Linked DNA regions of Mus musculus: region 2 is linked to region 1. The links are chromatin contacts, found by Hi-C or POLR2A ChIA-PET in ENCODE. All regions are on one chromosome and are shown on one strand. Each heading gives the region's core, a stretch centred on a gene start or an enhancer-like site at or near the end of the contact. The rest is flanking DNA. Distances are from core to core; before and after follow the strand shown. Region 1 holds the start of Lasp1 (LIM and SH3 protein 1). Region 2 holds the start of B230217C12Rik (RIKEN cDNA B230217C12 gene).

The links. A loop is a pair of places that touch in the nucleus more often than their neighbours do. ChIA-PET counts read pairs that join two places held with the same protein, here RNA polymerase II (POLR2A).
Region 2: a map of left cerebral cortex shows a loop between it and region 1 (5-fold over the local background). The contact joins the promoter of B230217C12Rik here to the promoter of Lasp1 in region 1. A Hi-C loop is called at or near these places in 17 of 37 maps with a recorded cell type or tissue (CH12.LX, T-helper 17 cell, adrenal gland and 4 more). POLR2A ChIA-PET finds 5 or more read pairs at or near these places in 4 of 5 experiments (Patski and embryonic stem cell).

Annotation. Positions count from the first base shown.
Region 1 is chr11:97,795,934-97,800,881 of GRCm38, reverse strand. It overlaps Lasp1 (LIM and SH3 protein 1), which reads right to left and starts at 1,317. Exons shown (of 7, transcript NM_010688.5): 1 at 1,020-1,317. The coding sequence starts at 1,088. It overlaps n-TCgca51 (a tRNA gene), which reads left to right and starts at 1,905; the gene lies at 1,905-1,976. It overlaps n-TCgca56 (a tRNA gene), which reads right to left and starts at 3,810; the gene lies at 3,739-3,810.
Region 2 is chr11:97,837,890-97,843,138 of GRCm38, reverse strand. It overlaps B230217C12Rik (RIKEN cDNA B230217C12 gene), which reads right to left and starts at 2,004. Exons shown (of 3, transcript NR_169086.1): 1 at 1,910-2,004; 2 at 1,563-1,665; 3 at 1-955. It overlaps Lasp1 (LIM and SH3 protein 1), which reads right to left. Exons shown (of 7, transcript NM_010688.5): 7 at 4,374-5,249.

The DNA.
Region 1 (4,948 bases), core at 68-2,567:
AACTGTACCGGAAACACCCAGATCTACCCTTCAGTCCCCCTTGCAAAAGTGTAATGGCAAACAGATGATCGGGTCCAGCCTGGGCCGGGGGATGCGTAAGAGCCCCTAGGGGCCAGCTGATTTCCAGAAGGCTACCCCCCTCCTCTTAAAAAACTCCTTTTCGTCTGCTTCCTCAGAACTCGGCCAATCCCACCCTCCATCGGAGAAAACAGCTCTGAAAAGTTAGCTCTTTGTTCTCTAAGCTGGTCTCCAGGCTGAGCACAATTTCAGATCTCCAAGAAGCGTCCTCCCCACTCCCTACCCCGCCCAGCTCCGACTGGGCAGCCGATCACCCGGAGTGGCTTGCAATTTGAATTGGGGGTTGGGGAAGCTATGAAGGAGGTCTGCGGGTTCCCCAACCACAAAAAAAGCAAGGAGGGGACCAGCAGGTCGTTCAAAAAGAGGGGGTCTCGCAGTGAGATTCCGGCGCTGCCCCTAAATCCCTTTCACCACAATTGACACTCGCTGGACGAAGGACCCGACGCAGCTTCCAAGCCAGGAAGCCAGGCTACCGGCAGCCCAAGCCGGGCGGGTAGCGCCGGCCCCAGCCTCCGCCCCGCCCCCGCCGCCCCCTCCCCCCAGCGCCCCGCGCTTCCGCCTACTTGGCGCTGGCCGCCGCGGGGAAAGGGAGCGGCCGTCTCCCCTCTCACTCCCGGCCCGGGGGGCGGGACTGCACCTCTAACCTCCTGCACACACCCGGGGAACCCGGTTCCCTGGTGCTCTTCCGCCCTTCCTTCCAGCCCTCCTAACCTCGATGCACAGAGGCCACCCATCTCCAGCGGTGGCTGCTCACCACCTCGCCTTGGACCTCCCAGGTTCCAGACTGGGGTCTGTCCCCACACCCCAAGTCGCCTCCCGCCTTCCTTACCTGCTCTGGGGAGCGCAGGGAAGAGCCCGCAAAGACCCGGCCCCTCTTTCCTCCCCTGATGGAGAGCTGCACTAGCACTGGCTAGCTCGCAGCGCCCGGTACCCGAGCTCACCTTATCCAGACAGTTCACCTTCTCCGTGGGGTACACGATCTTGCCGCACCGGGCACAGTTAGGGTTCATGGTTCCGGGGAAAGACTGGGGCGGGGACGCCCGTATTCGCGCGCGTTCCCTTTTCCTTGGGCGAGCTGGTGGGAGGCGGCGGCTGCAACTGTGCAGGCGACGGCGACTGGAACTGGGGAACTGGCCTCCGCCTCCGCCCTCCTTCCCCTAATAAACACAGTGGGGAGGAGGGGCTGCACTGGCTAGGGCGGGGACGCGCCTCGGGCGCGGAAAGAGGCGCGCGCGACCAGGCGCGCTCCCCGGGCGACGTGGGGCTGCGTGGGGGCGGGTTCCAGGGAGGACTGCGGGACGGGAGTGCAGGAGCCCCTGAGCTCTCGGGGTGCACGTGCCCCTGGGCTCCGCGACCGAGGACGGGCCCGGGCCATGGCCCTTCCCGCGCTGGAGAAACAGACGCGAGTGTGGCAGAGCCCGATTTCCCATGAGAGGGGGCAACCCCACGCACCCGACGATGGTGGGGATAGTACAGATTCTCTAGACTGGGGGACTTTCCTTAAACCCGTGGGTCCCCAGCATCAACCTGCGGGGAAACCACCCCTTGCCCCGCCCCGCCCCCCAGCTAGTTCCCTTCCCGCCCACATCCTCTCCCACATAGGTACCTGTCCCTTTCCCTTTGGACTCAGCACCTCCGTACGTTCACCCTCCCCGCCCCTCTGCGCTGCAGCTTTCCCATGGATTCTTCGGATTCAGGCATCCTCTGCTTTCAGCTTGGCCGCCTTTGCTCTTCCATTCTTTTCTCTTGCCCCTATTCTACCTGTGTAGCAGCTGCGACAGCATCTTAAGACTGAAAAGAGATTGCTTCAAGCTGCGCGTCGGTGCGGGGGTATAGCTCAGTGGTAGAGCATTTGACTGCAGATCAAGAGGTCCCTGGTTCAAATCCGGGTGCCCCCTCAGAGTCTTTTCCTCTCTTCAATGACAATAAAAATACGTTTCAATACAAGTATGATCTTGATTCGACCCTGGGTCATTAAAACAGGTAAAAAGATAAAGGCCACTCCTCCTTTTAAATCTGAGCAGAAAAGCCTTCGTTTTGCCTCGTACCAAGCAGAAGTTGCACGACTTTATTTGATTGGCGCCAGAGTCCTGGAGATTTCTGCCCATGGTATGCTTGTGAATTTGAATTGGATTGTTCCACACTTTGGGTTCGGAAGCCAAGGTCACTCCCCAGGTTGACGGTGTGTGTCCGTTGAGGGTCAAGGGTCAATCAAAAAAGGGAAACTTGCGGACATAGCCCTTCTCCAACCTAAGCTTTCCTTTCCCTTTTTCGTTTCATTCTATGATCCTTATTATTCTATATCCTCACGTTTCATTGTGACTTGGTGACGTGGACCGAGTAAAAGCGCTCCGAGACCGTGAAACCGGGAGGAGCACTCGTCAGCTCCCTTCACTGCAAAAGAACAAGACCCCAAAGCCAAGTAATATAAATGAATGCAGTGGTTTTCACAACTTGTGCGTGCTCTAGAGTGACCTGGGGGAGGGGGGGGCTCATTAAAACGTCCCCAGTTTCCGATTGTGTAGATGCTGAGGAAGGCCTTGGCAGTTAGCTCTTTGGCGGATTTGTCAGGTAAATCATTCAAGGACGCAAGGACCGCTCTTTGAGGATCACCAGAATATTATTACCACAACGCTATCAAGTTTCAAATCCTCAACAGGGGACAGGTATCTAGCTGCTTTAAGGTATCTGGTCTGGAAGAAATCTCTAAGTGTGAACAGGGAAGCAAGGGCGGCCCCTCAGCTAGGTTTTGCCCAAAAAAAGGAAAAAGAGACAGACAGAGGCATGCTGCCCGTGTCAGGGTGTGGCTGTGATATTTTAAACATGGAATCTGGTTGTGTCATCCCAGGACCCCAGGGGAATATTCACATGCATTCCCTCCCAGTTCCCATTACAGTTCTCTGCTGAGCGGAACAAGGAAGGGGACTGAGCAGAGCTTGGGGCAAAGCACAGAGATACCAGAGAAGCGAGTCTCTGTTCCCAGACGCTGGGCCTTGAACTTGTACATTCTCCAGCCTCAACATCTCAGACAAGACATTCGTTTTTTATCTCTTTACACTGTGTCTTCCGCGCCCCACCCCCACCCCCACCCCCATACAGAGTTTCGTGTAGCCCAGGCTGGCCTTGATTTTGATATATAGGCCAAGGCTAATCTTAAACTCTTTTTTTTTTTTTTTTTTTTTTTTTTTTGAGACAGGGTTTCTCTGTGTAGCCCTGGTTGTCCTGGAACTCACTCTGTAGACCAGGCTGGCCTCGAACTTCGTCTGCCTCTGCCTCCGGAGTTCTGGGATCAAAGACATGCGCCACCACGCCCTGCTCTTAAACTCTCTTGGACTCTGATCCTCCTGCCTCCTTCCAAGTGCTGAGATTAACAGGCATGTTCTACAACACCTGGCTGTAACATACCTTAAAATCGGCAAGTATTATAAACATTGTTTCTGGATTCATCCTTAGCTTTTTGGGTCGGGATACAAACGAGGTAAAAAATGTTCCTTATTCCATACCTCACTTGCCATTCTGTTAGGAGAGATAGCTCCTTCCTCCTTCCTCGATGCTGATTCAACATTCAAAGGGGGAAAATTAGGAAGGTAGAGTTTGGATTTGGAAATAACTGAGTGGAGAAACTGAGTGTTCTCATAGGAAAAACATATGCACCCACCAAGGGGGCACCCGGATTTGAACCGGGGACCTCTTGATCTGCAGTCAAATGCTCTACCACTGAGCTATACCCCCTCTGGCGGTAAGAGGCTGCAAATTTCTTTTTACATGACTTGTTTGCTTTTCACCAAAACTTGTTTATTCATTTAGAACCAATAACGTTTTGCTAAATTGTATTGAATTTAAACAATAAAAAGATAAAAACAAAAAAAAAATCACCAATAATTTGAAACCGTGAATTTAAATTATGAATTTGCAGAACTGTCGCCTGCTCTCTGCAGAATCAATCACCACTTGGATCAGAACATTTGCTGAGATTTGTTTCCTAGCTTACAGACTGCCCAGATTCTTCTCATTAATTCATAGCGCACTCGGTGACCCCGTCAAGAGGCAGCACAAAGCTTCAACAAAACCAGATTCTGGCTTGCTATTAGTGTCCGAGAGGCAGACTAAAAATAAAGGCACAGTGAATTAACAAGTAAATACTCAGTAGTGAAAATGAGAAACTACACACACACATACATACGTACATACATACATACACACACATACGTACATGCATACACACATACGTACATACACACACATACATATATACATATACACACATACATACATACACACATACACACACGTATGTACATACACACACACACACGTACATACACACACACACACACACACACACACACACACACAAAATGATTGCGGTGGTGCCTGGGAGGAGTACTTAGCACTTAGGTGGGCTGAGACAGAAAGTTAAGAGTTCAAGCCTAGCCTTGTCTAGATAGCAAAACCCTGTCTATACGTGAATATACTAAAAGCAAGATTTTTAGGAAAGTACCACAGGGCCATTTCAAGTTGGATAAACATGGAAAGACAGGGATCCAGGCTGTCCTCCAACTCAGAGATCAGCCTCTGTCTTCCAAGTGCTGGGATTAAAGCATGCATCACCATAGCTGAGCTGTTACACATCTTCTTTCCTTCTTCTCGCTTCGTTCTTTCCTTCCTCCCTCTCTCCCTCCCTCCCTTCCTCTCCATTCCTCTTCCTTTTAAAGTTTGGAGACAGTCTCACTAGTTAGCCACAAAAGCCTGGAAATATTCACCATTTACCAGAGGAGTACCCCAGATCAGCATCCAGTACCAATGTGAGCCAGACTGGGGTTCAAACTCAGGAGTTCAGCATGAATTTTCCACCACTGTCCAAAAATCT
Region 2 (5,249 bases), core at 755-3,254, 42 kb before region 1:
CAGGCGTGTGCTACAGTACTCAGCTCGTTCCTTCTTGAAACAGCAATTGAACAAAATATTATTACAAGAAATTATTCATTCATTCTTTTTTTCTTGTTTATTTTAACCTAAAAAAGAAAATCAATGCAGAGCAATTATGGTAGAGTCTTTAAGGGAATAATAGATAACACGGATTTGGGGTCAGATCCATGCTGTATCCTAAAACACAGTTTGTTTGTGTGTTTGTTTGTTTGTTTGTTTGAACCCTAATTGGACAAGGAAATAACAGCTTTGTTATTTTAAAGATAAAGGAACGTTTAAAATTTTTTTTAAAGTTTTCAAACCCTTCCATTTAGGGTAAAGTTTTTCTCCTAAATTAATATAGCCATTTTGTTTCAATGCTTTATAGGTAAGCACAAAGAATAAGGACTTTACAACCATGCGCCTCTAGTCAACTAAGGAGCTGGGAACAAATGAGAAAAGGAGGGAAGAAATGATAAACCTTAAAGAATGCAAATAACGGGAATTTTGAGGGTGGGGGATGGGTTGTAAGTCAAGGGAAACCACGCAACCTCAGGCTGTACAAACTGTAAATTACTGATCAGTGTTTGCCCTTGAGGTTACAAGGGAACGCCTGCTTGTGAAGCAGAAAGCAAAGAATATTTTAGCATCGTGTGCAGTTGCATTTAGACCTAAGGAAAGGCTGTCCATATGAATGTTTGGGCAGTCTCCACTCTGACTTCACTGTTCCAATCTTCCATATTCTGAATAGTCCCTGTCTACAGCTCAATCGCATGCAGCAGCTGCCAGTGGCTGGCATTCTTGGACTAACTCCTGATGTCCCCAGGAGTGCCCCTGCCTCACAGAATGCCTTCGTGCCAAGGGTCAGCCACATCCGGATACACTGGAAGAGATCAGTTGGGCCTCAGGATTGCTGCTGGTGGTGAGAGGCCTCTTGCTGGACCCGACACAGGAGCTGTGGGAAACCCAAAAACAATGGTCAGCTGCAAACTGCAGCAGGGGTACCCCTACTGGTCAGGAACTAGCAGGAGTTCTGAGAATCCTCCCCATTCCTCTACACAACTGGGGAAAGTGGGCATCTCCCTCACCCCTTACCCCAAGTAGGTTTCATTTGCTATTTTTTCTCAAGTGGGAGTTAATCACTAGTGAACTAATGAATGCAGTTATGGCGCAGCAGTGAATTAATGAATACAATTATGCCAGCAGATTTGAAAACTGCCTTGTCCACACATAAGGATGTACTGTAGTCATTGTCAGGAGAGAATGGACAACTTGGTTTTGCATCTACCTGGAAGGAAATTAGGAAATAATAGTCTGTCCCCCTCCACCCCCCAGCACACTCCCTCCCATCCTACCTAAAACCTAGTGCATTTTATTTATATTTATTTATTTACTTATTTGTAGTGATGTTTATTTTTAAGAAATAACATTTTAAATCAATTCCCAAAGAAAGCTGGCCTTTCTTATTCTTTTCACATTGATCCAAGAAATGCTACGTCAATGTGTATGACAAATAGATACAAAAACAAGCTTTCTTTTCATTTTTTTTTTTTAATCAATACCCGAATAATGACCAGAAGCAAAACTCCACCGGTGCGTCAGCAAGCAGGATGCTCGGCCCTTCAGCTCCATCCTTCCCCTCGCAGCCCCTGCAGCGCCAGGCCACTAGAGAAGGTAAATTATGTAGGACAGAACCACCAGGCCTATGATGGCAAAGAACATGAGGATGAAAATATCCAGCATGGCTCAGTACAAGCAGAGGAGTCCCCTCGATTCCGGGGAAGTGGGAGCTGCAAGCGTGGAGGTCGGTCAGCGCGGAGAAATGGCTCCTCTTCCCTCCCGCTTCCTGTTCCCTCCCCCTCCCGGGGACCTGAAGCTAAGGGATGCTGCAACCCCATCAGCAACTTACTCTCCACCTCCACCATCACGGCCAGCCAATCACAAAGTCCACGGTGGGTAACCAGGGAACAGCTACTTTTAGACCAGGCAAAACCGGAGAGGTTTAATTTCTTCCCAGGAAGCCAGCCCCGCCCCTTTGTGTGGAAAAAAAAAAACAAAACAAAAAAACCGCTATCTCTATTTAGATACAGTTTCTGCACTGAGTGGGCTGCTCCGGAAGGTGTGAGCGGAGGATCTCTACAGACTCCTTAGGAATGGATTTTTCTGCCTTCCTTTTTCCTTCTCCCTCTCACACATCTCTGGTAATCTATCTCAGAAGACAAATTGTTGCCAGTTTTGTGGGCCATTACCTAGTTCAGAGAACATAGAGGAAGGTCTCATGTGAGTCTCAGGAGGCGAGGGGTGGGGGTAGGGCGACCCTGGGCATGGATCTGAGTTTTCTCACTGTGCTGGGGGTCATTTCAACCAGTCTGAAGTCTTTTAAAGCCTGAGCTCAAGGGTGGTCAGGAGCTTGCGTGATAAATTTAACAACTTGTCAATAGGGGGCAGGAGTCAAAGCGAGCCTCTCACATTCCACCAGACGCTGGCTTGCCTTGTTGGTCTGGGAGATCCTCAGAGCCCAAGCTCATTTGTGTCACATGAGGTCTCTCCTTCCCTTCTGTGGTGCCAGTTTCCCCCGTTTGTTTTCTCTGGATCTTCTGAATTTACCTCGTGTCGTCATCAGAGAAAACAGCAAAAAACCCACTCACACCCGCTCCTAGTGTCTAGAGATGCAAATCCAAGCATGGTTTTGTTGTTTCTTTTTGTATTATTATTAATTATTGTTGTTGTTTTATTTTGTCTTGAGGGAGTCTCAGTTAGCCCAGGCTGGCCCTTGACTGGATTCTCCTGACTCTACCTCTCAGCCTCTGAGCACTGCCATTACAGCTGGCTTTCATGTGGTTTCTTCTGAGGGACCGAATCTTACAAAAACTCAATGATAGGGCTCAAGGGGTAATGGTGTTGTACACCAAACCTGAGGACCTGAGTTCAATCCCTGGGGCCCACAGTGGAAAGACAAGGACTCCTTTCTGTTAGTTGTCCTGTGATGTCCACACATGCCCTTTGGTGTACACACACATACATAAACAATCACATTAAAAAAAAAAAACCCACACCCACTGCGATGTATTTTGATTCTTTCTGCTTTGTGTTGTGTACCAACTGTTTATTAAAAAGGAAAGGATTTCTATAGGTCAGTTTCTAAGGTCTGGCATTCTTAGACTCTCCCCAAATATTTTCTTTGAAGGGTCTAGACCTTGAGATCTTAATAACCCCCTTTCTTTTTTCTTTTCTTTTTTTTTTTTTTTTTTTTTTTTTTTTTTTTTGGTTTTTTGAGACAGGGTTTCCCTGCAGCCCTGGAACTCACTTTGTAGACCAGGCTGGCCTCAAACTCAGAAATCCACCTGCCTCTGCCTCCCGAGTGCTGGGATTAAAGTCGTGCACCACTGCGCCCGGCCAGTAACACCCTTTCTAACAGGAACTTAGTCCACTCTCAAGAGGGGAGCCCTCCTGAGCAGGCGAGTCCAGCAGACAAGGCCACACTGGGTCACAGGCTTTTGGGCTGCTCTTGGGAAACTCGAACGCTGCTAGGTCCTTCCCCTGCCTGGAGCACTCCCCACACTCAGCTCACTCAGATTACACTTAGCCCTTGCCTCTCCCTGCTGTTCCGGAGGGAGTCCAGAGAATGCTTTCACGTGAAACCCAGGTAGGAAATGCCCCTCTCCACAAAGCCTCTGGCCAGGTGGCTGCCGACCAGGAGTCAGGGTCCAGCGGTGCTGTATTGCTCAGCACAGATGCCTTCCCAGGAGCAAAGAGGCTGCAGTGTTTGCCATCAAGCTGGCTGGGGACGGGCCATCCCAGAGCTGGGAGACGGGAGAGGGAAGACTGCCTCCCGCTGCCTGCCAGACTACCCTGTGGAGGGTTTCTCCAGGCTCCGTGGCTCTGTGGGCTGTCCTACTTGCTATCAATTTACAAGTCAAACGTGGCAGTACACTCTGGGCTAGAAAGCCTGAGCTGAGCTCACTGGTTGGCTTGAACTCTTGCAGAGTAGCCTGCTTCCCAAGGCCAGCAGGAACTTGAATGAATGACACCTCCCAACTGTCCAGGAGGACACTGGTGGCTAGAAGGAAGATGCTTAACTGAAGAGGGAGGACAGTGTGAGGGGCCCTCTGAACTCAGGGAATGCCAGCCTCGAGTGTGACAGTACCCCAGGGTGGGCAGAGCTGTCACTGGTGATGTCACTGAAGGGCCGGGCTATGTCCTCAAGGAGAAAGCAAGTGTCAGGGTAGGAAGAGTGAGCAACTCTGGTTTCTAGAGCAATCCTGCTCTCTTTGAATGGTAGCAGGGTTCACGGTGAGGGACAAGGTCAATGCCCCCTGACAAACGGGACACACACAGAAGTTACTTCAGAAGTCAAAGAGGAAGAAGCCTAGTCCGCAGGTAAAAATTACATTTTTATTTGACTCACCAGGATAAAGATTCACTTTGTGGTTCAAGTCAATGTTCAAAATCATAACAGGCCAGAAAGAAATGATCCCAAGGACAAGGCCAGGAGGGAGGGGACCAAAGAAAGATGACAACCCGATATATAAAAGATGAGTGGGTGGCTTCTCACACACACACACACGCACACATACTCTCTCTCACACACACACATTCATACACAGATGAAATGTTGGACAGAGGCGGACTTCACAGGGTCACTTCTGTTTCTGTTTAAATATAGGCTCTGTGGGGTGGTACTTTTTGTCTTATGTCCAGCTATTAGGAAATAAAATGTCCCCGAAGGGACGTGAGGAGGGAGAACAGGAAGCAGCCCGGGGGGGAGAACCTATGTCGCTCACCATGGGGCTTCTTGCATTATGGGGTTGGTCCACAAAAGTTAAGTTCACAGTCTAGCCAAGGTGCCTTCTTTCCTGGGTTTGGATTGGCTGAAAAGACCTTTACAGAGGAAGAGACTATGGGCTTGGGGGATTCTGTGCTCTTCTAGGGGTAGATGTTTCTGGAAAAGTATGGACTCCAGCAGGCTTGGGGCCCTCAGCACCTTAGGTAGTTCCTCTCCCCTCTTCAGGTGTTTGTAAGTCTCCCCCATTTCTAGGGCACTAGAACAGCTGACTTGACGTTGGGAAGGGAGGTTCAGCTGAGAGGAACCAGGAGGCTCGCAGCACCTCCTGAACACAGGCCCTCCAAGAGCAAGCTCCCTCTGGTCCCCAGAACCACATTGTGCTTTGAGATAAGAGGAAATGGAATGGGCTGGCACCTCCCCCCACCCCGTGGCTCCTGAGATGCCCCCACAAGGCTCTTCCCCA